2 separate regions of the Homo sapiens genome follow, and region 1 is linked to region 2. The links are chromatin loops, found by intact Hi-C in ENCODE. Cell type or tissue: PC-9. All regions are shown on one strand. Each heading gives the region's core, and the rest is flanking DNA. Links, peaks and the distances in the headings are about the cores only. Region 1 has its middle 680 kb from the start of LINC00364. Region 2 has its middle 620 kb from the start of LINC02342.

What was found. Peaks named below come from ENCODE experiments on the same cell type or tissue, not always from the same donor. Only the 100,000 strongest peaks of a DNase experiment are listed, where the experiment ranks them.
Region 1: it touches region 2 in a loop (2.2-fold over the local background); 1 of 110 quality-filtered maps calls a loop at or near these places.

The regions. Positions count from the first base shown.
Region 1 is chr13:68,040,935-68,056,595 of GRCh38, forward strand. No RefSeq gene overlaps it. Among named protein-coding and RNA genes, the nearest start is that of LINC00364, 680 kb to the left of the region's middle. In PC-9, for the core only: no CTCF peak of the experiment used is centred there; a DNase peak (open chromatin) is centred at 7,167.
Region 2 is chr13:68,248,430-68,264,090 of GRCh38, forward strand. No RefSeq gene overlaps it. Among named protein-coding and RNA genes, the nearest start is that of LINC02342, 620 kb to the right of the region's middle. In PC-9, for the core only: no CTCF peak of the experiment used is centred there; no DNase peak of the experiment used is centred there.

The sequences.
Region 1 (15,661 bases), core at 5,141-10,140, 210 kb before region 2:
TACAAGGGTCTCTGTTCCTGCAGTTTTTATAACATTTTTCTTACTTGAAGTTGTCATTAACAACCTTCTGGGGGCCTATCAGGCTTCTGTTAACAGTGTCTTCAAAACTCTACCTCATTCTGCCTGTCACGTGGTCACAAACCCAGTATTATACAGTTTCAGATTTTTCTTACAGTAGCCTCTCACTTCCAGGTAACTTGGTTTGCATGGAACTTGGAGGAATAGTGCTGGAGTATCCACTTCCAAGGCAGTTTCTTTACCATGATGTTTGGCATATTGGTTGAGTTGGATGGAAGGCTGGAATTAGCTGGCAGAGAGCTGACCTATGAGTTCTTCAGAATGGCAGCGTCATGGTATTTGAACTTCTTTCATGATAGCTCAATGTTTTGGCAAAATAAATGTCAAATCTGCATTACCTTTTAGGCTTAGAAGTCATTTCTGCAGTTGTATATGGGTCAAAGCAGTGGCAAGCCCATTCATGTTCAAGAATTTCAAAAAAATTGGTGGCCAGGTTCTAAGATCACCATATTGGAAATTCCATTTATACATGTAAAGCATCTGAGAGACAGAATGAGTGGATTTTATTTGTTCCTTTTTGGAAATAGGGGTGGAAAAAAGGAACGGAATAGGAAAAAGGGACGTAAGGACCATAAAGTTAGCTGATTTCCTCAGGATAACTGCAAATAAGTGGTGGAACTAGAAAATAACACTACGTACTCTTTTTACTTTTCTGCTACTTTTGGAGTAAAGGGAATGGAAAAGAATAAGTTATGGCTCAAATCAGTTTGTTTCTCAATATGTCCAAATTCAGCATGAAAAGGAAAGAAATGGTAAGACAGAAAGCCCAAAGTAAACTATGCTTTTCTGAATATTTTGTTGAATATAGCTCAAGCTTTTTGAGAACTTGTTTCTCTTGGTATATTGCATTATACTTAACTTGGGAAGTCTTTTTTCTGCACATGCATCTGCTCTACAAATAAATTATACAATTCTCAAGGACAAAGTAACTGGTTAGTTTATATCATTTTCCAACATTTCCCACAATGAGTTCATAAATGTTAATTCCATTTTGGCAATTACATAAAATGTATAATTATTTGGAAACAATTCACATGCTTTTTCTGTCTTTGTAGGCATGTGAATGTTCAAATATGAAACATTTATATTGCATTAATATATTTTACATTTTATTAAATGCTCAAAATTATATATTGACTAAATTTTGGATATAAACTTAGTAAATCCCATAATTAACACACCATACCATAATAATCAGGACAAAATAAAATGTCTGATATTGACCTACTTTTGTTTTCACTAAAATAATCATAAATTTTACATTCATATTATTATAGAATTGTCTAGAAACAAGTAATGATCTTTTATACTGTTGCCTTTTTATTTTATCTTAGTTCACAGAGAAGCTACAGACTAAATATAAATACATATGTATGATTTGTAAATCACTCTTCCCTACTTATTTATTGAGTAAAATCATTGAATTTGCCAAAGTTTCACTAAAAAGTGTGGAAAGACAATGCTCATTTTGGCAGTATACAGTTTGCGTCAGTTAGCACAACACATCAAATGTGATTTATAACAGATGGTGATACAAAAGCAAAGTAGGGTTTCCCTTTTAGTGCTTTTATATTTATGTGTCTATTTATTGGGGAAGAAAACAGCTAATCTGCTAATATTTTAAGATGGAAATTGAGTTTTAAGAGAAAAAATTCTGAAAAAAGGATTAATTTCAATGTTATGTTGAAGATACCATAAAACTGTAGAAATAAAAATAAAAGCTCTTCAGTTCACAGTCTGCTGTGTATAGCAATGAAAAAAATGGCAAGAACAGTTGTAAAACTTTGTGTGTGCAAAACCATACTCAAAAACGATACTCATTCAGAGTATTTTCACTAATGCTTGGCGTATGATGAATAACTGACCTAAGTTCATTGCTAACACCGAATAATGTCTTGGCAAATAAGTGACAATGACATAAATGAACTCAAATATACAAATAATATCACTGATTTTTTTATCTTGTATACAAATCAAAAGTGCTTTGGTATATATTTTTTCTTGCTTGAATCTTATGATAGTTTTGTATCTTTTATTCTTAGTTAAGAAAATTGCAGTTTAAAAAGCAATTTATTTAGTTTATTGAGCAGATATTTTGTGTTGTGCAGATTATGCTTCACTGTACAACTTTCAAAACTATGCCACATAATCAAAATACAGGAAAAGTCAACTTCAGAAAGAACAGATTACCAAAGCACTAACAGAGGTAGTTTTGTTATGATATTGGTAGAGGTTTAAGCTTTGGGATAGCTCTACACTCCCTTACATAAAACATCCTAAACTAGGCACATGTCTCTGGATGCCCTAACACATTTTAGTTTGAATGTATTTCAGAACCCCCACTGGTAGATTCTCCACGTCATCATATGGAGGTATAGTCATCAACACTGTTTTACTTTTGTCTTGTGATTTAGAAGAATCTGTGGCCATCCTGGAAATAAACAGAGTGACATGGTGACAATTGTGGATCCTCTCCTTTGGGATAATGCACTGTGTATCCCATTGCAAGTGCTTCTCAGACATCAGTGCAACGACCTCTTCAGTAATCTGACCTAAAATGTAAGAGACTTGAGAGCAAAGATCATGTTTTGTTCATTATTTTACTCCTAGTACCTAGGACAGTCCCCACCAGCAAATGCCTGTTCAGTGATGGATATGCTAAAATCTCCTTTATTATAGATGCATTTATTTCATGGAAAAATAGAAAGGTTACGCTACTGAGGGCTCAACAGCTTTATGAATTAATATAGGGCTTCTCAGAAACAGTAAATATTTCTAGCACTAATCTCCTAAGAATAAAAGGAGTGGGTTGTCCCAAATAGTGCATAGGTGATGAATCTGGATGGCTTTAGATAAGAGCAGAGGAAATTGTCTATTTATCACTGACCCTAAAATGAAATTCAAATTGAATTTATGTCTACTTTATAGATGGTGACTAGGAACAAGAAAATTGAGACAATTGAAACCACTAGAATAGATTATTACCTGGAGATATAATTAATAGTCCAAATTACATGATGTCATGTTACTCTTTGTGCAAACTTCTGTAGATGTTGATATATGTATGTGGCTTTTAGGTATGAGTTTTACTGTACCATAAAATAATACAACATATTTTTCCCCATTTAATAATTGATTCATTATTTACCCTACAAACAATCATGCATAAACACACTTGACCCTCCACCACACACATACAAACCTTTCTTATTATTGTCACTAGGTCCTTTATATATTGGGGTCTTGACATCTTTCTTTTATTATTAATACAATTTTAGCATTATTAGAGTTGCATTAAGATAGCATTAAAATCTGATTAACTGTGTGAGTTCAATTTTTTTAAAAGCAGTTTTTTTTTTTAAATTTGATAAGGAGTTTTGCTATTTTGCTGACTGGTCTCAAATTTCTGGGCTGAAACGATCCTCCAGCCTCAGCCTCTGGAGTGGCTGAGACTACAGGTGCAAGCCCCATGCTAAAAACAGCAATTTTTGGAGGGGAAAACACCTCAAATACATTACTTTCCAAAAGTCTTTGATCATTAACTTTTATAAAAATGAGAACACCTTAATCTAAAATACAAGTTGAAGAAGTTATTAAAAAAATAAATTTAAAAAGAGAAGAACCATGTCAAATATAGAAAAACTAATGCAAGCAAGAGTGGGGAAGGGCAGTTAGAGACTGCTAGGGAATCTAATATAATACACACACAAAATCACTCTTATAGTTTAAGACTCTAAGTATGTTGAATTATGTTGATAAAGTTGAAAGAAACAATAGAGTCTGAAGCCAGAAATATATTACTAAGAATATTAAAACATAGAGGCATGTCTGGCAAACCAATGGTAATTCCTGTGCCACTATTTTAAAATTATTTTACTGGACATGAATGGAATATATGCCATATTATCATGAGGTTGTTCCCTAGTATCAATTAGGTAAAGTAAAAAAAGTGTTGAAAGAATACAAAGTTCTCTTTGATTTGACTCTGACCAACCAACATTCTCAGACTCAACACCTAAGCAGATCAAACTGTACACTTTTTCTTATTCTCTCTATAGCAAACTATCACCTAATCCAAAACCATCCGGCTCATTCCTCATCCACATGCTCCACCTTCAGTGTCAAAATCTCTGGGGAATCCTCTTATGACCCCCTCAGTTAGCTGAATACCTCTCAGTTTTCTCTTCTGGACTGTAAGTCATATGGCATCATGGGTTATTTTTTCTTCTACTCACTTGGCACAAGATGAAGAGAGAAAAATGTATCCTTCCCTGCTAATTTGTACTTTGTTTCTTCCATGTTCCTGTATTGGGACCCATCTCCTTCCAAGATGAATATTCATCCTCATAGACATACAATACCGCTTAGTGTTACTTCGTTGGCATAGCATAGAATACACAGAATAAATGATTATTTGATATATAAATGAATTAAAGCATTTCTATCCTTATTTTACTTAAAGAAAAATTAAGTTATGGAAAAAATGATTAGAATTCTGAAGAACATTTTAAAATCGAGGTTATATGATTTCTAACCTATAATAGGGTAGAAATTAACTGTGAATTAAGCAAATAAATTAATCAAATAAAAATTATTGGTGTTTTAGAAATATGAAGTGTAGTTGAATCTATTTGTTGTCATTTGCTTCTCATTAGCTATTTTTACCAAATTGTCTAACAAATATGTCTGAGTTTAATAATTTTTTTCAAGAATGATTTAGTTTCTTTACATTTTAACTACTTGTAGGTAAGTAAATTTCAAGGTAAATTTACTAAACGCATTCAATGGCATGGATTTAGTCAAGTTATGTAGAAGAAATAACACAGTACCATTCAGCAGATAAGAAAAGGGGCTAAGAAATCAGAATCTGTATATAAACAGATTCTTGGTCAGCTCTCATTCCTGAAATTTACTAACCTGTAACTATGGACAAGATTATACTGACCTTTACCATTTGTACAAATGGGATAATATTAGTCCTTTCTACTTAATGCATTAGAGGGATTGAATGAAATAAAATTTACAATAAATTTCCACAGTGCCTGGAACATGATAGATGTTCAATAAATATAAGCTATTATTAATTTTAATAAAGTAGGAGCTAGCATAACTAATAATAGACCAATAATATTTTTAAAAAATCAATCAATTCTAACTAACCAGACTTTCTAGTTGAAGATCCAGGATACACACAGTTATTAGGATTATGTTTTGCAAAACAGATGAAACTCTATGTGGAAATTGGAGACTAGGATAGATGGGTTCCACTAATGACCTTGGTGAGAAAAAACAATCAGCAGAATCATTGATCCATAAAACATGCTGCAAGGTAGCCTAAAGGAGATCTTTGAAAAAAGAAAATGAGCACAAAATAAAGAGGCACAGAATTACAGAAGCAACTGGGTGAAAGCCATTTTGAGAAGTTTTGAATTGATTTTTATTTTTACCGTGATGAACATTTTTAAAAATACATTGTGCAATTATTCCTTTAACATCAAAAGGAAAGAAAACAAATGGGATAGGTGCTGACTGAAAAAGCAATTCTACCTGTATCACCAAATAAACCATACATAGTATACTTTTATATTAACAAGTGTTATATCAAAGACTATATAAATAGCAATATGCTTTCTTTGTTATTGTGTCAAATAAATATTAATGGTCATGAAGCAATCTGTTAGGAAGGTTGTTAGTATTCATGATGTAAAAATTTACTAATTTTTAAGTGATATCCATTTCCTAAGAAATATCTTTTTCCTAAAAAAGATAGTAATTTCAGAAGAGTGGCAAAGTGACAGTGGGCTGAAGAAAACATGTAACTGTGTATTGCACAAAAGGAAAATATTCGATCCATTCTGTACCCATAATACAATTGTAATTCTACTACCCATAAGCAGAGTTTTCAGTAAGCCTACAATAATGTTGACATTTCTGTCTGGGAATGGTTTCATTTCTAATGGCACAAGTAAATGTTTCAGCCAAAAGAGCACACCACCATTCTTTAATCAGATATCTATGCCTTTTAGTTGAGTAGTGAAGTCCAATGATCTAGAACCTAGTAGTTTCAGTAAATGCTGAAATAGTCTTCCACGGAAAGGTCCAGCCAAATTATGTGTTTCAACACTGTGATGAGCTCATTCTTAGATAAATCTCTCTCACTAGGCTTTCAGTTTTAGGCAGTACTGAAATTCCTTTATCGCAAAAGAGCTATGAAATAAATACTTTATAATTGCATAATTGCAAGATTTTAGAAGGCATTTAAGAAAAAATGATATAGTCTAGAAAAGCAATTTTGAACAAAGAAATTATGTGAGCAGATAAGCAACAAGAGGATATATCCAAGTACAAAGTACAAACTAATTTTAATTTCAAACAACAAAAAAGAAAATGATTTTTAAGAGTATTTTATTTTAAACTGATTTCATAATTATATAAAAATTACATGAAAAATAGTACAAATAGTTATTTTATATTCCTCACTCTGCTACACAGCAGGCAAAAGTTTTGAGGAGAAAACAGGGCTTAGATATTCTCAGTAGCTCGCCCAAGATATTTATCAACTACAAAGGGAGAAGGGAAAAATAGTAACTTTACAATGGAGAAACATAATAGACACCAACTAAACCAACTGATTAAGGTAAACATCTAACAAAATTTTCATCACCAGTGTGTCAAAAGAAAATCTTGTTTTCAACAAAAAGAAGATCTATCACCAAATGTCCACAACACACCCTTTGGGTATTATATAATGAGAGTCTTATCATAGTTTAGTAATAAATTAGACATCAAGAAACCAAAAAGAAGCTATTTAACAGATTTGACTGTACTTAGAAATGTGTTTATGTGGGTCTTCATAGAGTTTTCAAGATTAGTATATTTTAACTAAATCAGGTGATTTTTTTTCTTCTTTTTCTTTCTCTATTTTTTTTTTTTTTGTCTTTTCAAAACCTGGAAAATCTGGATACGCTAGCTTTGCATTCCCTCCTGGTGACTGCCACTTTTAGACAGAGAGAAGTCTGCAATGAGTCCTAATCCCCACCACTTCTATTGACTCATTTCTTAGCCATTTTACTTGTTACCTGTCTGGTTACATGGATGTAACCCGATCTGTGGGTTAAGCCTGTGTGCCCAGATATGTAGTACTATGCCACTTTGGAACCCCTCCCACTTTCTGGTCTGTGTGACCATCGTTTTTTTTTTCTTTTGAGCTTACAGAAAAAATAAGAGAGGAAATATAACTTAACACTTACCTCTGAGATGATATAATTAGAATGAGATTGTAAAAAAACTATTAACTTTGTATTGATGTATCTATGTATTGTTTGGCATGTTAAAATGAATATGCATTATCTTTAATTCAAAGGGAAGTCTCGTAACAAGGATACTATTAAAGACTAAAATAAAGACAGAAAAGGAGAGAGAGAAAAAGAAAAAAAAAAGAGAAAGAATTAAGTTGTCACTCTGATTGAGAATCATGGTCACATGCATCCTACCAGGATCAAATGTGGGAAAGAATTTCACATAAATGAGTCTAGTTTTGTCTAATGTAAGTCATATAGTTAATATTAAAAACTCTTAACAGGTAGCACATCTGGGAAAAGGGAAAATGCTGTAATTTGAGGACACTAAATTCTTTCCCTTAAAGTGTTAAGAATTTATTGGTAGAATAAGAACAATTTTTACAGAAGTTAAATATGAAATAAAAATAAGCAAATAAATAGCATAGTTTAAATACGAGTGGCTATAATTTTCTAAATAATGTAATAGACATGTTTAGTACTTAAAAGTTATTTTTTAAGTTTACTAATTCAACTACGTTCACAACCTATTTAGGAAATAAGCAAGTAAGTGTCATCACTCTCGTATTTCAGATGAAAAAGAAAACCAGATAAAGATGCTCAGAAGGCAGTATAACCAACCATGTTTATACCAGGCTAGAAATAGAAGCAAAATTATCTGATTTCTCCCTAGACCACAGGCCCTTTTACTATAATGTGATGTCTTAGAAACTTTTGAAAATGGTCAGATAGTGGAGTATTTAGTTTCATTTTTACAAGATTGAGACAGATTCTTAAAAAATTGATATTTGAACTCTAATTTAAGTGGAGGCCTATTAAGTTATCTTTAGAACATTTTCTCCTAATAGTTATCTGGCATTAGTCAGCCTCATTAGGATCTCCTGGGGTTGATACAGCCTCAGATTTGCAGTTGACAAAATACAGATTTTTTTGTCCCTGTCCCATAACTGAATTAGTAGTTCTGGGGTTAGCATTAAAAAATGTGGATCTATAAAAAAACTTTCTAAGATTAAGGAACTTCTGACGTTTAAACAAATGTGGGAACTGCCAGCTTGCTAAAACGAAAAGGAGAGAAGAGATAATTCATGTATATTGAAAATGTGAGAAAAAATAAGAATTTTGAATGGGTTTTGTTGTAAAAGGAGACCAATGTGCAGACAAACTTGGCTTGAATGAAGAGTATAGGACTTTAATCTGGACAAGGTTAAATGCATGGATTTTAAAGTTGCTGTCAACTGGGCTCCATCTGGCCATGATTGTGCTGCTCTGAGAGTAGATTTTCTTTCCTCTCAAGGTCAGCGTCAATGTAGTCTTAAAACATCAACGGGAGTAAATTTGATTCTGCAGTAGCCTGGGGCTATTGCTTGTATTTTCTGTAGTTCTATGCCTGCATCTATTCCCAAATGCCCATTCAAATAATCATTCACATCATATATTAATAACAAAACTTGCAAGGTTAGACACAAAGTTTTCAACAAAAGTGCCCTGAGAAAAATAAATCCTAAATTTAATCTGTGAACTTTGGAATAATCAAAACTCTTTAATCAGTGGTTAATATTTACCTTGCGTTGTTTTAGGGCAAACAGTTTTGCAAAGTGGAGGGGCAGCTGAAGGAAGAATGTAATAAAAATCTTGTCAAACAAGAAAAATATTTAATAGGCCCCACGAATTATAATGCATGTTTGCACTAGTGTTAAATAGGAAAATTTAAAAAAAAATTCATTGGTGAGAGAATTTAGAAAAAAAAGATTTGAAAATATTTGAGGAATAAATGTAGAAGTAGATAACTAGAGAAATGTCAAGAATGTCACTGAATTTAGTTTTCTAACGAAGTCATATTAGATATTATTTTAGTCAGATGCTCTTCTTTTAAAACAAGGGAGGCCCAGAGAATAAACTTATTTTAGGAAATATTGATTAGTTTACTTTTCAATATGTTAAAAAGTTTAAGGTGAACAGAAAGCTAGATGGAAATTGGAATGGTTTAAAGACGTGAATGTTCAAAAGTTGACTGTTAAGAAGTGGTTATGCATAAAAGTCAGACCTGGAAAGGACAAAAGTGGTTGTTGATATTTTACATTAAATTCTGCAGTGGTTTTAAAACATTGCCCCAGAAGTCTTTTGGTATTCTCCCATTGAGAGGCCATTTTGAATTTGGGCTGACCTGTGACTGCTTTGACCAATAGATTACAGCAGAAGTGACTGCCAACACCAGCTCATTCTTTTAGGATGCTTTCTCTGAAAGATCTCTAAAAAATCATAGCCACCAGGCTGTGAGAAGCTAAAACCATATGAAGAATCTATGTTTTGGCTCTCTGGTCATCAGTAGCTGCTGAACACATCCTATAGCCTCTCAAGCCCAGGTCCAGACATATAAGTAACAAAGACATCTCAGAGGTGGATCCCCCAGCCTCAGCTCTTCTACCTCTTTCCTTTTGAGTATTTTCAGCTGTGATGTTCTTTCTAAATTCATGGAACACAGAATCCATGACCTTAATAAAAAAAATAAAAATAAAAATAAAAAACTTTAGGACTCTGTATTATATAGTAATAGTAATAGGAAAGCCTCTGTTAATCATGCCAATCATTCAGATCTTTCCAACTGAAGCCTCAGACAAATGAAACAGACAGGAGTCATAGTGCTATGTCCTGCCAAAATTCCTGATCCACAGAATCCACAAGCATTACAAAACATTTTTATTCCACTAAATTGAGCAGTAATAACTGAAGCATATAGCCTTTACAAACGTGATGAAATTCATGGATGTCTTCCCAACAGTGCACTGTTACTCAAAATATTGCTTAGATCTATTTCTCTATGGTTCTCAAATGTCTTTGTTTTTATCATACTAATAAAAATAGTTAACATTGAGTAGGTGCTTATGGGCAAATTCAAGAGCAATTTATCTGAAAAAATTGAACAGTCATTCACAATAAAATACTCTAGTTATCCTTATTTAACATATACAGTGCTAACATATACCACATGTACCAAAGCTCTATAAGGTAGGTATTATTATTATTAGTCCAATTTTACATTTAAAGAAACTGAAGCTCAAAGCAATTAGAAATATTTTCCCAAATTTATGGGATTAGCTATGGAGAAAGTACATAAATGGATAGTCCGTCTTGAAATTTATGCTGTTAACTCCAATACTAACATGTCTCTCAATTAAACCTAGAGAAGAGAGCTACCTCAACTAAGACTAAACACTTGGTTACAGATTATGTTTAGACTAAATTCAGGTTTCTTGACTTCAATTCCATGCTTTTTATTCAGTCTGCCTCAACAAATGACACTAATAATTTTTCTACTTTTCCATGTGAAATAAACAGTAATTAAGTTAATTAAGATGTGTTTTTCTAAAAATGTAAGGCTGAAAACCCTACACAAGATGTACATTGGGCATAGCAGGATACCAATCAGGGGTCATTAAATAAAAGCAAGTTAATTAAGGACATTAAACTGTTTCTAGATAGGGTGATCTGACCTAAAAAATACACAGCCTTTTCCTGCTCTATTAAATTTGAATTGTGCCCTTGTAGATCCCTGCCTTTTGGAAAAAGCCAAAAGATAACTGGAAGTAGAAAATTAGAACATCAGAGGATATTTACAATCACAGAGGAATGTCTTATTAAATGTGCCTAAATAGTTTTCATTCTGGATGTTTTAACAAGAGAGAAGTGCTTATTATGAAAGACAAGTGCTTTCCTCCTCCTGCCCCTCAGGTTGATGTTCTTTCACTGCGAAGGATGCATGGAAACTGAAAAAAAGACATACAGAAAAAAAGAGCTATGTCAGCTAAATGAATTGACTTACGTTCAGTTAATAGACAGCTGTTCATGTTAATGCCCTCTCACGCCGTCTTTCACTAGGCTACATTCAGAGAAGAGGTATATTTGCACGTTTTCTTTCCCACAGTTCCTTGGGCATGTGTTATCTCTTTTGCATCATCAGTTTATATTTGAGCTAACAGAGGCTTCCATATTAGGCAATTTATATGACAGTTGGTTTGGCCCAGTTGTTTTTCAAGTATCTTTAATATCATCTTTATTCTATTATTTGTGCTTCTGATAATTTTAACCAGGAAGATATAAACAACTTTTGAAAAAAAATGGCACAGCTCTTTTCTATTTTAATGCCCTTTGTTGTCATTCCTGTACTCAGTTTTCTTTTGTAATTAAAAAATATTTAGTACAATCAGTGATTTATTTCCACATTTAAACTTGGAAATCCTCTTCACCAATATCCTTATCAATTTCTTTCTTATTGATAACATGTTCATGCTGTAAATTGCTTTAGTATTATTAATTTCTTGCCTCCTTTCTTCTAGGAACTGTTGAGCAACTGATTTTTGATTATTTCCTGAGTTGTTCTGCAGGCTTGAAAGGATAGTTTCTTGTTGGTCAAATCACAGAAAAGTCTTATACAAGAATTATCATCGGGTCAAGTTCTCAGACTTACATTGTAATTAATTGCTTAGCCTCATTACTTCCACACTATATAATAGTTTTACTCTTTGTTCTTTCTATTAAACTGGTTTTACTTTAGAATTTTGTTTCACTGTAATGAATGCCATAAGAATATTCTTTAATTCGATCATTATTATTATTATTATTTTGAGACGGAGTCTCACACTATCGTCGGGGCCGGAGTGCAGTGGTGTGCAATCTCGGCTCACTGCAACCTCTGCCTCCTAGGTACAAGGGATTCTCCTGCCTCAGCCTCCCGAGTAGCTGGGATTACAGGCGCCTGCCACCATGCTTGGCTAATTTTTTGTATTTTTGAAGAGACGGGGTTTCACCATGTTGGCCGGGCTAGTCCCCAACTCGTGACCTCGTGATCTGCCCACCTCGGCCTCCCAAAGTGCTGGGATTACAGGCATGAGCCACCGCGCCCAGCCTCGGTGTTTATTTTTACAAACAAGATAGCTCACATTTCCCTCCAACACCATTTTAAAATAAAGCTTGTCATTTCTATTTGACCTTTTGTTATCTCTTCCTGATTTTCTGAGAATGATTTATACTAAATATTATATCTTTTATATTGTGTACATATATATGTTATTTATAATCCCATATCTGAATATCTGAATTCCAAAATACTCCAAAATCTGACTTTTTGAGCACAGCACTGACATGACACTCAAAGGAAATGCTCTTTGGAGCACTTTGGATTTTGGATTTTCAGATTAGGGATACTTTACGGTTTCAAAATCTGAAAATCTCTGAAATCTGTAACATTTCTGGTCTCCAGTGTTTTGGATTGGGAATAGTCAATCTGTAACATACATGCATATTACACTGTGTTTTCTTTAATTAAAGTAATTGCATTAATTTGTCTAAGCTAGGGATGTATCAAAAGTACATATTTCATTTTGATCCTTAAATCAATTTTGACATATTTCTTCTTATGATTAAATACACATGATTCATAGAAGAAATAAGGTCCTCCACTGGGATCTTTTTGTTTTGTAAAAGACTTTCATTATACAGCTCTGTTGGCTATTTATCCAGACCCAGCTCCTGTCATAAACCTTTATGCTTTATGTTACAGTAATAATGAATTATTTGCAATTCCTAAAATATCACAATTGCATTATATAATTCCAATTGTTGGCATTGAAGCCAAGGACTGTGATTTTTCCATAGTTATTGTCTCAGCAACTAGCAGTATGGTGGCATAAATATCTGTTGAAACAACAAACAGCTTTTCTTTCACAGTAGTTACTACATAAATATTTGCTGAAAGAAATTAATAAACAGCTTGTCTTTCCAACATTTCTTGTATTTGAAATACTTCCATCTAATCTTTCTTTATTATCTGCATGCTTTCTCCTAAGTATGAGCCATTTACTCACCAATTTGAGTTTTATTTAGCTCCACAATCTTGAAGCATTTTAGCATGGCGAGATGATTTGAATTGCCTTAATGACAGTCAGGCATATGAAACAGGTTTGCTAAATCCTACTTTTCTAGACTTTTTCGGGGACCCTAGAACAGTATTTTGAAATAGCAATTATAACAAAATTATTTCAATGTATTAATATATACATATTTTTAAATTCTGAGCAGGTGTTGATTTTTTTTTATAACAAGAAACCTTTCAGAAGTGAAAGATAACAGATTTACGATCCTTGTCAATAAAGCAAGTATTGGCAATTTCACTTAACAGTTTTAATGAAGGAATTGTAGCACCGAGTCTGTTGCAAAGTTCTTGATAAAAGTGCTACTCTTTGTGATGAAAATAATTATCACTGTAGAGTAGGCATAAAAATACCCCACAATAGTCAGACACCCAGAAATAAAAGTTAGAGAAATTTGTGGAAACATGATTGAATGTGCATAAGATGACTTAATCTAGGTCCAATTACTCTTATTTTAATATCATTTAAAATGAAATCATATTGGGCTTCAAATGGTTTTTCATATCTAGAGTCAGTGTCATAACAGCAATGACTGCCATTAGTACAGGTAGTTTATAGCTCAAATTTTTACCTTTGTATTTACCTAGTCTCACTGTTTTGCGCTGTCTCCCTTCAGTCCCTTGATTAAATGATATCCTGTACATTCCAAAAAGCTCAGTGCAATGTTGGTTTGGGGAGAACTCAATGGAGCTTATATAATGATGCATTTGGTAATCAGTTATGGCAAAATACACAGTTATTAACCAGAAATTATAATATCCTTGTTGACTTTTTTAAGCACTCCCTATTATCTTTAGCTTTATAATCGAGATTACATCTTTGGTAGCATATAGTTTATTAATACTTTCTAACATATAATAATGAAAGAGTGTGTGTGTGGGTGTGTAAGTGTGTCTATGACAGAATAGTCTTTTTGGTTTTACAAAAGCCAAACTAGATAAATTTTATTTATATCATTTCTGTATTCAATATTTATCATGAAGTACATATTAAATAATTATTTTGTAAACTTTATGGCGGCATTTAAAATGCACAGTCTTTATTGTAACAAAATAATACTTACTAGGCTTAATCTGGCAAACGTGAGCAGAAGGGATTTGCCAGTAGGAATACTAAATGCAGGGATTTACAAGGAGAATACTGCAACTTGTCCTTTGTAATTTTGCAATAATATCTGAATATCAAGGCACCTATTCTTGATCACCAAATTTTGCTTTCATTCAGCCCACAGAGGCTGTTACAAATCCTTCCCAAACACCCTTCCTTAAGCAGAGAATCCCACCCGCTTCTCCTACGCTCAACAGGCAACCTTGCTTCTTATTTAAGAAAAAAAAAAATAGAAGCCATCTGTTGGAACTTTTCTAAATTTTCTTCTTTTCTACCTCTAAAGTTGCCTAGAGGGAACAGAAGCCCCTTCTATACACTCGAGTATGCACCTTTGCATCTTTTTGGTAAAGTTGATCTTTCTGGTCTAAGTTCCTTTATTTTCAATCTCTAACCCTATAATGAATACTGCTTCCTCCCAAAGCACACACTCAAAAAAAAAAATGAAAATAAAGAAAATAAACAAAAAAGTGCTCACATTTCCATTTCCAACCACATTGTGCCAGTTTTTTAACCATCAAATTTCCCCAAAATAACTTAGCCTCCCAATTTATTTCTTCCTCATCCCTCCCTTTCTCTTTCACTATACATTTCTTGAGTCAAAATATTTATTAAATACTTAATATGCACAGGCTATTTTGCTATATGCTGGACTATAGCTGATATGGTTTGGCTGTGTCCCTACCCAAATCTCATCTTGAATTATAGTTCCCATAATCCCCATGTGTCATGGGAGGGACCCAGTGGAAGGTAATTGGATCATGGGGGCAGTTTTCCCCATGCTATTCTCATGATAGTGAGTAAGTTCTCATGAGATCTGATGGTTTTGCAAGGGGCTTTCCTGACTTCACTCAGCTCTCATTCTTCTCCTTCATGCCACCATGTGAAGAAGGATGTGTTTGCTTTCCCTTCCGCCATAATTGTACATTTCCTGAGGCCTCCCCAGCCCTGTAGAACTGTCAGTCAATTCAACCTTTTTCCTTTGTAAATTACCCAGTCTTGGGTGTTTCTTCTTAGTAGCATGGAAGGAACTAATACAGTAGCCAAAGGAAATATCCTGCTTAAAAGTCACAGTTACACAAGTCTGACCAATAATAACACAATTACAATACATTTTGATAAGTACTATGAAAACATAATTGAGAAATATATGAAAGAGAACTGCTATTCCTTTTGTTTGTTTGTTTGTTTAATTTAAGTTCTGGCATACACATGCAGAAGAACGTTCAGGTTTGTTACACCGGTATACATGTA
Region 2 (15,661 bases), core at 4,557-9,556:
AACAACTCCTTAGGTCTACACCAATAACGATGTGGTTAGAATTTTTTACTGACTTAGGCTGAATGCTACAAAAGCAGATCCTGAGACAGGGACTCATGTACAAGTGATATATTACAAGAATCTGGTAAGAGAGTGGGAAGATGCTGTTAAGGATGAGAGAGAAGTTAGGATAGAGTGAAATGACAAGATGAGTCTGGTTTCAGTGTGACTTTAGCTGCAGAAATTTATGCTTTAGAGTTGTCTTGCACTGAGTAAAGGGAGCTGGCTTTCATATTCTCAGGGACAAAAACAACTAGAAACTTCTAGCTCTCTGCATTTGTGGGTGAGGGACGGACACTCTAAAGGTTCATAGGCAGTTCTCCACAGTGAGCCATAGGAATGCACTGTTAGAAGTAAATGCCCTCCAAAGTTAGAGGAGGGGGCACACATAAACAGAAAATGGGATCTGGGAGTGTCTGGGTGAAGCACGACAATGCTTTTACCTCTCTTCTTTTTTTCGAGACAGTCTCGCTCTGTCACCAGGCTGGAGTGCAGTGGCACAATCTTGTCTCATTGCAACCTCCACCTCCAGTCTTCAAGCGATTCTCCTGCCTCAGCCTCCTGATTAGCTGGGACTACAGGCACGTACCACCATGCCCAGCTAATTTTTGTATTTTTAGTAGAGACGGGGTTTCACCACGTTGGCCAGGATGGTCTCAATCTCTTAAACTTGTGATTTGCCTGCCTCGGCCTCCCAAAGTGCTGAGATTACAGGTGTGAGTCACTGTGCCTGGCCCTCTCTTTTTAACTTCTATAGAAAAGTCTGGCTGTCTGAGTTTTGCAGCAGTTTCAGATCCATTAAAATTTATAAGCCCATTTCTGTGGCACTGATTGACTACAGAATACTTAGTTACATCATACAACCAAAAAGAGAGAATACACTACATTTTATTTATAGGCTGTTCAACAGTCAAGTTACTTTTTAAAATAAAAATGAAAAGGGGACTATAATTCTATCTCAAATTTTTTGACTGAGTAATCATTAAGGAGTGTAAAAAAGCATGAGTTTAGGATCCTAAACCACCACTTTAATAAAAATATTTTTCTCCTTACAGGAAAGCACACTATTCTAGTTAGATATTATCAAATGGAAGTGTAATACAATGCAAAGATTGTTAGTCTTTTTTAATGTTTATTAATTTATTTTTTAGAGGAGATAGGTTCTCATTGTGTTGCCCAGGCTGAAATGAAGATTTTTAAGTTTGTTGTAGAGATAGTGTCTTGCCATTTTGCTCATGCTGGTCTTGAACTCCTGGCCTCAAGAAACACTCCCTCCTAGGCCTCCCAAAGTGTTGGGATTACAGGTGTGAGCCAGTGCACATGATCAATGATCAGTTTTCATTGTATCATTGAGTAATTCTAGGAACCTAGGAATATTTCAATTACCTCTTCCTGTCCTTTGTATTTTTATCTCTAAAATAGGGATGATAAGTGCTGTCATATCTATTTTACATTGCTGTACTTAACACGTACATTTGTGTCAAAATAATACATTATTTTAAAAAGTTAAAAAGAATTATACACCTCTATTGATGCATCATTATTATAAATAAGTTTGACAGAATCATGTCTACATTTGGATGATGGACTTATATGCCAGACTAAAGTCAAATGACAGAAAAAGATATATTAATAAAGTAGTAAGAAATAATTTTAATTATATGCATGGATCGTATCTCTGATTTCATAGTTACCGTGTACCCCAAAGTGATTATGCATTTTCTTAAGGTTCAGTGAATTGAACAATTCACTTTTTGGTAATAATTATCTTGGCATTATTAAACTCTGGAGTTCCACATGGAATGAATCTGAATATTGGCATCTATATTTACAACACATCTATACCTCAATAAGCCTAATTTTTGCCTTTACAATAGTTAATACTTTGATAGCTGGCAATCTTTCTAAATACTAAATAGGCAGTAAACAATGACTTTCTTTCAAGGTAGTTGGGAAGAATTGCAGTCATATCTCTAAAAGATTCATCATTTACTTTCTTTTTTTCTTGAGTCATGCAGGAGTAAGTTCACAGACAGCTACACCCATAACTGTAAGTTAAGCACTTCATCTTCTACCATATATTATATGAAGTAATACATTTTCCAATTTCTTTCAGTGTAAACTAATAAAATTTCTATACTGGCCTTAAATTCAGCAATTCCACTAAGTTGAATAATTTTATCTTCACTCTGCAGTTTCTTAGACACCTCAGTGTATTTCCTGGGTTTCTCTTTGTTGGCAGGAGTATTTATGCTTTAACCTAGGACCAGAGATACTTTTTAACCAACTTGATCTTTATTATATTGGTGTACAGGTTACTACTTAGGCAGAGATTAACAAGCCAGTGAAAGTGCTCTCTGGGGACAGTGAGTCTACTGTGTTGAGAGGGTCAAATGCATTATCCATTTCAAATTCTAGAGGCCAGAAAACAACTTTAACATGTTCCACCTCCCTCTGCAACCACTGTTACATTGTATACCACTGGATATGCCATGCTTTCTGCCATTATTTTATTTTGTGAAATAATAAAAATTATAAAGCATTACACTTTCAGCAGAATTCAATAATATTAAGTTCTTATTGTCTTTCAAAAAGTCTTTGAGTTGTATAATAGTTTATTCTATTTTTTTATTTTGAGAGGAAAAAAGCATCAGTCATTTATTTTAATGTGTTTAATGTAAAATGTTTTGCAGAAAAAAATCAAGGTTTTTAAGGTATTAAAAGTGAGTAATTAGACAATAAATGTGTTTCAAGATAATATATTAGCACAGTTTTATTAGAAGAACTGCAGTTTTATTTGTCCAAATGTCAATATTTATAGATCTGAAAAATAATTTTTGCTACTTAGAAGTGTAATGGATAATGAAAAAATATTATTAAGATTTGGCAGGCTGTTTCTTATAGAAAAAAGGGTTATAGTATTTATTTATTATATTATTTGGTCCAGCTGTAGGTGGAGTCTAATATTTTCTTAATCCAAGTGTATATTCTATCTTTACCATGACTAAAAGTGGAAATACCGGCTTAAGGGATAATTTACACAATTTTAAAGTAATGCTATCACATAGCAATATTAAAAATATTAAAGTTTTTCCTAATCAAACTGCATCTCTCAAAGTAAAATATTTGGTTATATTCTCAAGTATTTATATGTAATTTTTCTTCTAAAATACATTTATCACTGGCAGTAATTTTCCTTCACCATATCTGATCTATCAAATATAAAATGCAGTAAAACTTGAAATTGTTTCTTGTCAAACCATGGAATACACAACATTTCAGTGCATATTGTTTATTTTTAAAAGTATTCTTTTCACGCCTGTAATCCCAGCACTTTGGGAGGCCAAGGTGGGTGGATCATGAGGTCAGGAGTTCGAGACCATCCTGACCAACATGGTGAAAACCCATCTCTACTAAAAATACAAAAATTAGCTGGGCATGGTGGCACGTTCTCAAATCCCAGCTATTTGAGAGGCTGAGGCAGGAGAATCATTTGAACCTGAGAGGCGGAGGTTGCAGTGAGCGGAGATCATGCCACTGCACTTCAGCCTGGGTGACAGAGTGAGATTCCATCTCAAAAAAAAAAATTATTCTTACATCATAAAGTCTATAGTTTATAACATTGTATTATGCACTTGGAATTTGTTAAGAGAGTAGATTTTAGGTGCTCCCATCACACATACACAAAAAAGATAACTATGTGAGATGATGGATATGTTAATTGGCTTCACTGTAGTAATCATTTCACTGTGTGCACATATATTAAAACATCATCTTGTATTCCTTAAATACAAGTTTAAGAAAGAATATGGCTACAGGTGAAAGATGATTTAGGATTATCCAGGCTTCCCTAAGATAAGCCTGCACAAGGCCTTAAAATAGGGAACTAGAAGAAAAAGTTGCAGTCTTACTGGCAATGTGAGAATCACCCAAACTAAGCCCATTCACCAAGTGTGGCCTGAGAGCTGGGAGGGATTTGACTGGACTCCCTGCTGCCTAAGAGTTCCCAGAGCTCCCTCCTGATTGATCTGGATGTTTTAATCGTTCCCTGTATATCCCCAGGACTCAGGATGATTCATAGCATATAGTAGGATATTAATAAAAATGTGTTGATTAAATACAAAAAAAGAATAAAAATAAAACTATTTCAAAATTATTTAAATATTAAAATATACTTTGCTGTTTTGCTAAGAGTTGTACTCTTAATAGTTATAAGAAAACAAAAGCCTATATATTTTCTGTGCCCATAAACTTTCCTTTCCTCTCTCATTCAAGACATTCACTTTCCTTTGAAATCTGACTTCTATAGCCCTAATTACTGAAAATGTTAGAGCATTTTAACCTAATTTTGCTTTCTTATTAAAATATACCACACTGGTTCATATCCAACTTTTATTTTCCTATCATTTTCAGGATAACTTCTAATTCTGCAATTTCACATCAGCAAAAGTAAATGGAATAAAACAAATTCATTGCATGTTTTATTCCTAATAAATAATGACATATATTCAAACATATTCAGTTAAATGTAGTAACTAAAATTATGTGAAAAGATGTGAAATTTGCTGAATATTTTTATAGATGAAAAATTTTAGGTAACTAATTTTGCTTCCTAATAAATGGAAAATAAAAGTCAAGTGTTTTTTTTTAGTTACTTTCCACATATGTTATTTATTTTTGCATCATTATTTTTTAAAATGATCTAAACATGACAAAACCAAAAACTGAATATGAACATTAAAATTAACCAAACCAATTTCCTAATAAGTCAGGTGCTACTTTTCAGTTGCAGATTTTTGACACTGTTCACCTAGTCTCACCTCAACCAGATGTTCATAAAATCTACATTGTCACAACTTGTCACTCTGGAATTATTCTTGCTTCCACAGGTGTCATATAAAAGTCTTGACTCTCTGAATTTTGTGCTATTGCTTCACATGAACTTGCCTGGTTATTTTGCTTTAATACTTGACCTTGTATTATATATCTTTCTCTTTATATATCTTTGACATTTCAGCTGGACTTTGGAAAGAAGTGAGTCTGGCAATGCTCTTTTTTGTAAGTCATGTCTTTGACATTGTTCTGTCTACTGACCTACTGCTTATGTAGACTTTTCTCTGGTTCTACTCTGTTATTTTCTTACTGTGTTAGAACTAACAGCCTTATTATGGCTTTTAACTTTTTACCCTGTAGTTGGTTTTATCCTTGATTGTCACTTTCCAGTAATTTTTTGTACTTACACTGATATGTTTAATTTTACTGAATCATCAGGTTTATATGAACTCTCTTAATTCCAGGTCTTTATTTTACATTTGCAATATGGAATGATTCAAAACATCAACAATTATTAATTATCTGTTGAATTTACTGCTGATCATGATGGAATGACATGAACTACTAGGTGTACCTTCCCATTTTAAGCATGAGAAAACATAAGAAAACAAAATATGTCATGTTCTTTTATTAAAAATCGTTAGCATTGATCCTTAACAAGAGAAAATCCTAGTGTTATTCCATGTTACCTCCTAGAGGGTATCCAACAGAGTCCAGAAGGCTCCCTGAGTTGAGGACAGAGTTCAGAATTCAGGGAGGCTAAGTCAGTTAGAATTTACAGAACAGACTAGAGAAGAAAATAAAGCATCACTCTGAGGCAAGAATTGCAAAGACAGAGGTCCAGAGATCTGCACACGACTCATTTGATATTTAAATTGAGTCCTGATTAGTACCTGTAAGAGGAAATCACTTGAAGCCAAGGAAACAACCACTGGTAATGAAACATCAGAATAATTATTAGAGAACAAAGAAGATGTCTTAGAGTGTTTTCTGCTGCTATGACAACATACCACAAACTGGGTTGTTTATAGACAAAAGATTCATTTAGCTCATCGTTCTACAGGCTGGAAAATCTAAGATCAAAGGGCCTTCTCGTTGCATCATAACATGACAGAAGCGCAAGTGAGCATGGGAAACAGAGAGAGAAATGAGGCCAAAAGTATTGTTTTATCAGGGGCCCTCTTTCCCTGTGAGGGAATTAATACATTCATTAGGACAGACTTCTCATGACTTAATCACCTCTTAAAGATCCCACCTCCCAAGCATTGTTACAATGGCAATTAAATTTGAACATGAGTTTTGAAGGGGACATTCAAATCATAGCAGAAGGTGAACAATATTTCATGTTCCCACCAGCCAGAGTGAAAAAAATCTCATAATACATCAGGCATCAGGTAGAATATTCAGAAGGACTTTTCCTCTGTATAAAGTAAAATTTAACAGTAAAGACTGCTCTGGTCTTGCCTAGCAATAACTAGATGCAAGCTTAAAAAGGATAAAATTGATTCCGTGTAACTTAACTGCTTCCTGAAATAAAGCTCAAGTATATTTGAGAGAACACAAAAAGATCCAGCTACAAACAAGGTAAAATTCACCTATCTAGCATCCCCCCCAAGTTTATCATGAATACAAAGAAGAAGAAAATACAATCTGTAATGATAATACAAATATGTCAATAGAAACAAACACAGAAATGACAAAAACAATAGATTTAGTGAACAAGGACAATAAAAGAGTTAATATGACTATATTCTATGTGTTCAAAAAAGATATAATCATTTATACATTAAGAAGAAAAAATCAAACTTAAGTTTGATTATGTTTTTAAGTAGATAAAATACATCAAACTTGTTAAGATGAAAAAAACAATTTCTGGCAGGAAATATACATTTAATAGGATTATTATACATCAGAGGAGATTACTACAAAAATGAAGATTAATGAACTTGAAGACACAGTAGAAACTGCCCAGGAAAGGAGAGAAAAGACTGAAAATAAGAGCAAATCATCAGTGAACTGTGGTCCAATTTCAAGTGCACTATTTTATGTAAAATTATCATCACTGAAATAGGAAAGGGGACAAAATACTGGAATAATAAATGTTTTCAAATGTGGTAAAAATAAAAATCTTTGTATCTAAGAAACATAACAATTACAAATGAAAATAAATAGAGAAAGCTATACCAAGGTCCATTACAATTCAATTAAAAAAAAAAGAAAAGTAAAGTAAAAAAGAGAAAGCTTTAAAAGCAGCCATAGAGTGAAACTACGTCTCTACTAAAAATACAAAAATTAGCCAGGCATAGTGGCAGGTGCCTGTAATCCCAGCTACTTGGGAGGCTGAGTCAGAATCCCTTGAACCTGGGAGGGAGATGCTGCAATGAGCTGAGATCCTGCCACTGCACTCCAGCCTGGTCAACAAGAGCTAAACCCCATCTCAGAAAGAAAAAAAAAAAAGCAGCCAGATAAATTAAGTTATATTACCTATAATGGAAAAAGATTATCAACTACAGCAGACTTGTAATGAAAATACTGTGAGCAAGAAACTGAAACAACACAATTAAAGTCCTGAAATGGGGGTGGAGTGTGAAGTTAATATAAAATTCCATTTCTAGCAAAAATATATTTCCAATATAAGGATTCAAAAAAAGGTAAAAATGTGGGTAAATCAAGATACTTTTGCTATTATTTTTTACATCACTTTCAATGATAATTAACTAAAGTAAACGTAATGACAATGTACTGTAAGATTTATTACATAGGTATAAATAAAACAGCAGTGCATAAGATAGGCAAGAGAAAATGGACATGTTTGGTTGTAGGGTAAAGTTGTACACTATTCCAAAATGGACTATATGTTAAGTGGTAGAAGATTGCTTGTGTAAGTGAAAAATATATTTTATATACTTAACATAATTAATAAAAATAGGACAGAATTGAATCATATATAAATAATGCACTAAGATAAGGAGAAAAAAGTGGTTAAAAATGGATGGAATAAATATAAAACGAATACTTACCAACGATAAATTGACCACAGACTTATCAATAATAAAATTAAATTTAAAATGTCTAATCTTCTCAATAAGAGTCAGAGATTGTTACACTGGATTAAAACATAAGTATCCAATTACATGGTGGCCACAAAAAACACTTTGAATATAAAACCACAAATAGTTTAAAAGTGATAGAATGGCAAAAGATATAAAGTGTTAATTCTAAACCAATAACAGCTGAGTGGCCAATGAATATCTGATTTTAAACAGTTTCAGAAAGAATATTTTCAGGGATAAAGTCATTTTATTGTAATAAAGGGTTAATTAAACTCGAAGCAGAAGACAGGAAATGATAAAAAGATGAACAAAGGAAACAATGGACTTGAAAACAAATTTTATAATAAAACAATGAAATAAAAAAATTGGACTTTTGACAAGATTAGTAAAATCTTTACACTTCTAGTCAGACTACTAAAAAAATAAAAAATAAAAAAGACATATGATATTGAGACAGGTAGGAGGGAGAGGGTCCTCAGAGAATCTCCAAGGAGCCTGCGCAATGGGAATGAGCACTGGGGTGGAAACACAAGTTCGTGCCCTTTGCAGTAGAGAGGAGCCGGCCCTTCCTTCACCTGTGCGGAACCTGGGATTCACAGGCCTAGGCAGGAAGCACTCTAGCAGGAACTCTGGCCTAGTGGAGTCTCAGTCACCATTAAAATTGTCTGCAAGCCTGAATTTCTGGGGCCATGGGATGGACAAGGACCCCATCCTTAGCCGAACTAAGTAAAGTCCTACAACATTTTTGGCGTGCAACGTCGGGGCTTGAGAAGCAGTGAGTGAAATGGGGACTCAAAACCTCTCACTGTGGGTTCTAAGCCTTTCCATCCTCGGACTTCCGAGGTTAGAGGAACCAGGCCCCCAACTCCCGTTGCGGCTGGGAGTTGGGAGAAAGGCCCTTACTGGGGACCGACCAACCAGCAGCAGCTCCCTGTCCTTACCTGCTTCATGCTGGGGCTGGGACGCGTGGCTCAAGGGTCTTCGCAGAGCCAGCTTGCGGTCTTCTCCTTCCCCTACCCCAGCCAAGGGGTTCTACTCCATTGGACAATAATTGAACTAATCTCCATGGTGGACGAATCAGTTGCATAGGAATGAGAGGCTCTTCCTCAGGTATTTTTAAACTGTTTCTTTTCTTTTCTCTCTACCCTGTCGGTAGTTAACTTTTAAAAGTTTCATTTTCTTTTAGAAGATGTTGTGCTAGACTAGGGACCTCCAACATCTATCACTATATTCTCTGGAAAGTTTTGGTTGTGAAATCAAGCCTCCATCTTGTATTACATCCTGAGGGCATGGCTTGTAACTCCCCCCGCAGGGCTTTGTTTAGCAATCCTGCCCTAGGGAATAAGATTCTTTCTGGTTTGATATATGCCTGCTGTCTTAGCCCTGCCTCTTAAAGGGCCCCACACAGTGACTGAGTTTTCTTCTGTCTGTCTGTGTGTGTACTGTGCGTGATGTCAGTCAAAAGAGCTCTGATTAATTTGGTCTGAAGAAAGGCAAGCGCTTGGATCTAATATTTTTAAAAGGAAAGTTAAAAGTTGTGGTACCTTCCGCTTCACGTGTTTGTAATGTTTGAGAAATAAAAACAGCCTTAAAGATTATTGGTAAAATGCAGGTGTCATTAAAATGTAAATGGGTGAACTAAACTATGCAGGTCAGATGTAAGGTTTGCTAAGTGTTTTGAGGTTGCAAACTGGTTTTTGGGTTTTGAAAAGTATTTGATTTGCCGGCTTCACAACTGATAAGGCCCAGGGAATTTTGGAACTAACCATGCCCTTAACTAAGAAGGTAAACCTTGGCTGCAGCTAGCACAGCATTAAATAGATTTACATACTTACATGCAAGGTACGTGAGAACAGTAAAATGTGTTTTTGTTTGTTTTTGTTTTTTTGTAAAAGGTTATAAGAAGGCATGGAAATGTGAACTTTTGCCTAGGGTTAAAGGATTGTTTTAAATTAGGAAAATTCTGAAGGTTCAAAGAAGTGGTGGAAGAATTGTGGAAATTAATCTTGCAGAAGAGGGTCTCTATATGAACGTATTAGCTAAATTCAGAAGGGTATTATATGGTTTTTCTATCAATTGACAATTGAAGTAAACACACAAGGTATTCTTAAAACACTATTCTGCTCTTTGGCAAAATTTATAAAGGGTTATAAAAGGTTTTTGCTTCTTTAAAATTTCTGAGTCATCATTTTGGCAAAATAAATAATTTATGGTTACCTGGAATTCTGTTTCATAACATCAAATGCTTTAAACATATTTTAAAGGCTTCCCCAAATCAAACTTAAGTTACAAAATTGTCTTTCCTGACACCTGGCTTTTTGGATACTTCCAAGGGCCCCTGGAATGTCCAGAAAAGAAAGGTAAACAGGATTATCTGATATAATGCTAATATTTGTTCCAAAATTGTATGGGATTTCTAAAATTCTAATTCCTGAGTACATGCTATCAATCACAATTAAGGTTGTTTTGTTAAGTAATTGTAAAACACAAAGATAACCAAACTTCTTTGTCAGTTGTGTTTCTCACTTTAACTACCCTGAACATTTTGCTATTCACAGACAATTGTCTTGATGTATGCTTTTCAAAAGATGGCTTATAATAAGCTGTAGAACTCTGATAGGTGTTCTCAAATACAATTTCTAAGGTATTTGAGACAATCAGGTTCCTGATAACTTTGGAGAATGTAACATTGGAATAAAGGAAAATATACAGGACTCGTGAAGAGATGAAATGTTCACAAATATCAAGCGAAACAAGAATTAACTAAGTGGACTGAACTCAAGAAGCTGAAGCAGCCTTTTGGACTTTTGCTTGGAATATTGCTTATCCTTGTTTTGTTTTTCAGAGTCAAGGAAACTTATTTTAAACTATTTATGGACTTTAATAATTAAGGTATACTCCTATGAACCAAATTTGGAGCAAGATTATTTCTCTCTGCTTGGTTCCTCTAGAGTTTGGAAACTATCTGTGGGTATTCTTAACTTATGGCAATACAGTTGTTTGCATCAGTGCAATAAGAATTCATTTTTTTCTTTTGCAACAGGACACAATTGGAAAAACTAGGTATTTTACCAAGGCTTTGACTGCAAGCGTATGCTTCCCTTTAAAGAGTCGATCTTGACTTGCAGAGCTGATAAAAGCCCTGTGGGGAGGTTGGCGTCATACCCTTGTCTATGCAGTCCCTGTACAGGGTTCCTAACCTGTGTTCAGTAAAGAATGTCACTTTCTAACAGGTCCAGGAGCTCCAAGTTTATCTTGGGACCTTAAGAGGAAAGGATCACCCAACTCATAGGTGTTTGAGGATAAAACCATGGGTGGGCTTGGATTTAAAAGGTTTTATCTGAGATTCCTTGGGGAACAGAGTTCCATCAAAGCCAATCCAAAAGGCCTATGTAAAAATAAGTATTCTTGCTGCACTTTATGCACATAATCAGGTCAATTATAAGACTAAAGTCTATTTAGCAAACCAGTCTGTCCTATGATTATTTGTTTCTTAACAAAAATGAGGACTGGAGAGAGAGAAATCCTGTTTCAAAATTTATCATATATTTGTTATTAAATTCTAAACTTACTAGATGTTTTAAGTTTTCACCTACATTTAGATTAACCCTGCTTGTTCCTGTAAACCAACCAGCAATCTCTGATTGCAGCTGAGAAAGAACAAAAGGGATGGGTAATGCGGAAACCTGGATTGATATTCTAGTTCTGAGCAATTATCCTGCAAATCCTGTCAGGCAATTGGAATAAATAGGATGTCCATCACTCAGAAGTTTCCTTTCCATAAAGTAAGACCAAGGGAGCTAACCAAAGTCAAGCACCATGCACCCAAATCTTAGCAAGCATAACTATAGCTACCAGTTATCTGGGTGTGTCACAAGACATCCTTTTATCTCCCTTGTTGGAGGAGGACTCAGTTCCACAGTTTTACCTTAGCATTTGGCTTACAATAGGGAGTCCGTGCAACCCCCTGAGACACATTTTTGTTCCAAACTCACTTCCAAGCTTTGAGTCACAGCCCTAGGAAAGAAAACTGGATCTAAAAGATCCAGAGGCAGATGGCAACAGAAGTTAAAAGGCACAGTGCAGGTGAGCATAGCTGATTCCTGCTGGTTAAGCCAAGGCCAAGCTTCCCCTTTAATGGATAAAGGCCGTATTAGTATCCATGGCATAAATGAGGTCTAGGAATCTCCAAGGCTACTCTGATGGTAGCGGGGATAGAAGCATAGGTGAGAGGGGATAATTCCTATTCTCTAGGCCTTCCGTGCTTCATGGGTGCAAGCCGCTTTGGCACTCATGGTGGGACCTGCCAAGGTCGCTGGAACTCAGGGATGCAAGGATGGAAAAGGGAAAGTGGATGCTCTTTCCTCTCTCCCTCATGTAGCCCGGTATCTGCTGGGAAGAGAAGGAACCCAGGGATGCCTGCCCCCCTCTTTCTAGATGGGTAGCCATTCATCTTCAGCCTGTACCCCTTTCAAATGCATCCTGAACCCCTGGAACTCCTTTAAAAAATGCTTTCTTTTTTCTTCTCTCTTCTTCGGTTCTCTCTTCCCTAATAGGTAATTGTGTCTCTGTACTACAGGACACTCCTCTCAGATGCATCCTCCAAATTGGAAAGAGTTAATTATTCAAACCTTAAAATGGTTGACTTAGGATTGGGCTCAGGGGAAGGGAACCCAGAAGCCCAACATGCCGGCAAAAGGGTAGAGTTTCTTACCAATCAGGCTTTTGGCCTTCCTGTGCAAACTGGTGAAAGGCCTTGGAATTTTTGAGATTTCCTTACCCTTCCCCTTGTTTTATTTTGATACGTGTTTTCTAATAGCCCATTTTGTCTGTTCTTGCCTTCAACCCGTCAAACTCCAAACAATCATGCAACCAGAGCCTCTGATGATGGCCCCATCTGCTGGGAACCCTTAAATAGGCCCAGGAGGGAGCTCTGACTGCTGTTTCCCTAAAACAGCGCCCCCTGTCAGAAGGAGCAGTTAAGATGGATCTTCAACCTTATCCTTATTCTAGTGGCAGTTAGATGTACTTCTTTAGAGTGGGAAGTAGACAGCCAGGTGAGAGGGGGTCCCCAGAGAATCTCCAACCAGCCTGCGCACTGGAATGTGCACTGGGGTGGAAACACAGAAGTTTGCGCCGTTTGCAGCAGGGAGGAGCCTGGCCCCTTTTCTTCCTGTGTGGAACCCAGGATTCAGACAGCGAGGCATGTAGTGCTCTAACAGGGACCTTGGCCTAGTGAGAGTGCCTGTTTCCCCCATTTTTCCTTTTCACCCAATAAAACCCTGTCTTACTCACCATTCAAATTGTCTGCGAGCCTGAATTTTCATGGCCGTAGGATGGACAAAAACCCCGTCTTTAGCTGGACTAAGGAAAGTCCTGCAACAATATGAATTATCAATATCAGAAATGAGATAGAATACATTACTTCACATATGACAGATATTAAACTCATAATCGGAAAACACTATAACAATGAATTAAACAAATTTGTTAAAATGAATGTATTTTTAAAATGTGCAAACTGCTTATACTTACCATGAAATAGATAACCTAAATAAATCTAGATCCACTAAGGAAAATGAATTTTGTAACTACAAAAATTATAAAACAAAACATCAGATCGAGATGCTATCAGTAGTGAAGTGTAGCAAACATTTAAGGAAGATTAACACTGGTTTCATACAAATGTTTGCAAAAAAATGTTTTAAAGGAGGAAGCAGTTTCTGTTTTATTCTGTAAGGCCAGGATTACTCTAATACCAAAATCCAAAAAATGTAGTGGTGAACAGACTTTAAGGTGGTTCTCATGATTTTCATTTACTGCCTTTGTGTGTGGAAAGGACCAGTGACTTGCTTCTTATCAAAGAATAAGACAAAAGTAATGTGTCTAGCAACTACAAGAAAATGAATTTTACCAGCAGCCTGAATGACCTTAGAAGAGAACCCTTGTCCATTTAAGCCTTCAAATAAAAGACCAATAATGGTTGACAATTATAGATTGCAGAAGATGCAGCTAAGCCATGCTCACTTCTGACTAATGGAAATTGTGAGGTAATAAATGCATGTTGTTTTAAGTTGCTCCATTCCTGGTAACTTTTTAGGCATATAAAAAGCTAGTACAAAAACATTGTAAGAAAATAAAACTGTATACCAGTATCCTTCATCCTAACTCTAAAACAAACAATTTACTACAGCAATTTATTAGGGAAGCCTTACAAAACGATTGAGTGGCATATACAACAGGAATTTATTTTCTCACAGTTCTGAAAACTAGAAGTCTGAGATCAAGGTGTTGGCAGTGTCTTTGTCTCTTTGGAGACGTGTCTCCTTGGTTTGTAAAAGGCCATTTTCTCCCTAGGTCTTCACGTAGTCTTTCTTCTTTGCATATCAGTGTTCTAGTCTCTTCTTATAAAAACACCGGTCATACTGGATTAACACCCACCCTCAATAATCTTACTTAACTTTATTTATCTGTTCTAAGACTTTATTTTCAAATGCAGTCACATTCTGGAGGTTAAGATGTCAATATATAAAATTTTGGGGTGGAAGGGCTCATTTCAGCCCATAACAGGCATAAACTTTCATAACAAGATTTTAACAAATCAAATTGAACAAGATATAAAATAGTAATTTCTCCTAACCAAGCAGGATTTATCCTATGTATTTAAGATTGGCTCAGCAATTAGAAATTAATGATATTCTTCATATATAAAAATACAAATAAAAACCATGTGATTATCTTAAGAGATTAAAAAATACATTTGTCTAAAATATAACATCCTGTCTTGATAAAAACTCCCAGCAAAGTAAGAATAGAAAAGATCTTTCTCAAAATGATAAAGTACGTCTCCAAAAATCTACAGGTAGCATCGTATTTAATGGTGAGAATTTGAATGCCTTACTGCTAAATTAAAAATGAGGCAGGAATATCTGGTCTCAACACTTAGAGTAAACACTTGTAGTAAACATAACACTGAAGGTTCTGATGAGTGCAATAAAGCAATAGAGCATCCACTTTGAAAATGAGAAATAACTGTCTTTATCTGAGGGTGACGTAATTGTCTACCAGTCAGTTATATTTCTATATACTAGAAATAGACAATTTGAAACTGAAATTTTAAAAAAGCGATACTATTTATAATAGCATAAATAAATAAGTGAGGGACAAATTTTATAAATGATAGATATACCAGACCTGTAAACTGAAAACTACAAAACATTGCCAAGATAAACCAAAGAAGGCATAAATAACAGAATGGTATACAATATTTACAAATTAGAAGGCTCAATATTGTTAACATGCCAATTATCTCCAAATGTTCTGTATACTGAAACCAATTCCAGTGATAAGCCAGCAGGCTTTCGTCTGCTGAATTTTATTTGGAAATGCAAAGTCAAATTTATCTAAAAATGCAAAAGACCCAGAGTAGCCAAAACAAGTTTGAAAAAGACCATACTTGAAGGACGTGTACAACCAGATTTTAGGATTTATTTTAGAGCTGAATAAATTAGGAAAGTATGATATTGGCATAAAAATACACACCAAGATAAATTAGAATACAGAAACTAGCTATAGGCCCATATATATGGTCAACTGATGTTTGACAAAGTTCCATGGCAATTCAATAGGGAAAGGTTATCCTTTTCAGCAAATGATATTGAAACAACTGGCTATCTGTATGTAAAAATTAAATAAATAATGAAATGTAACCCTTAGTATATACATAACTTAACTTG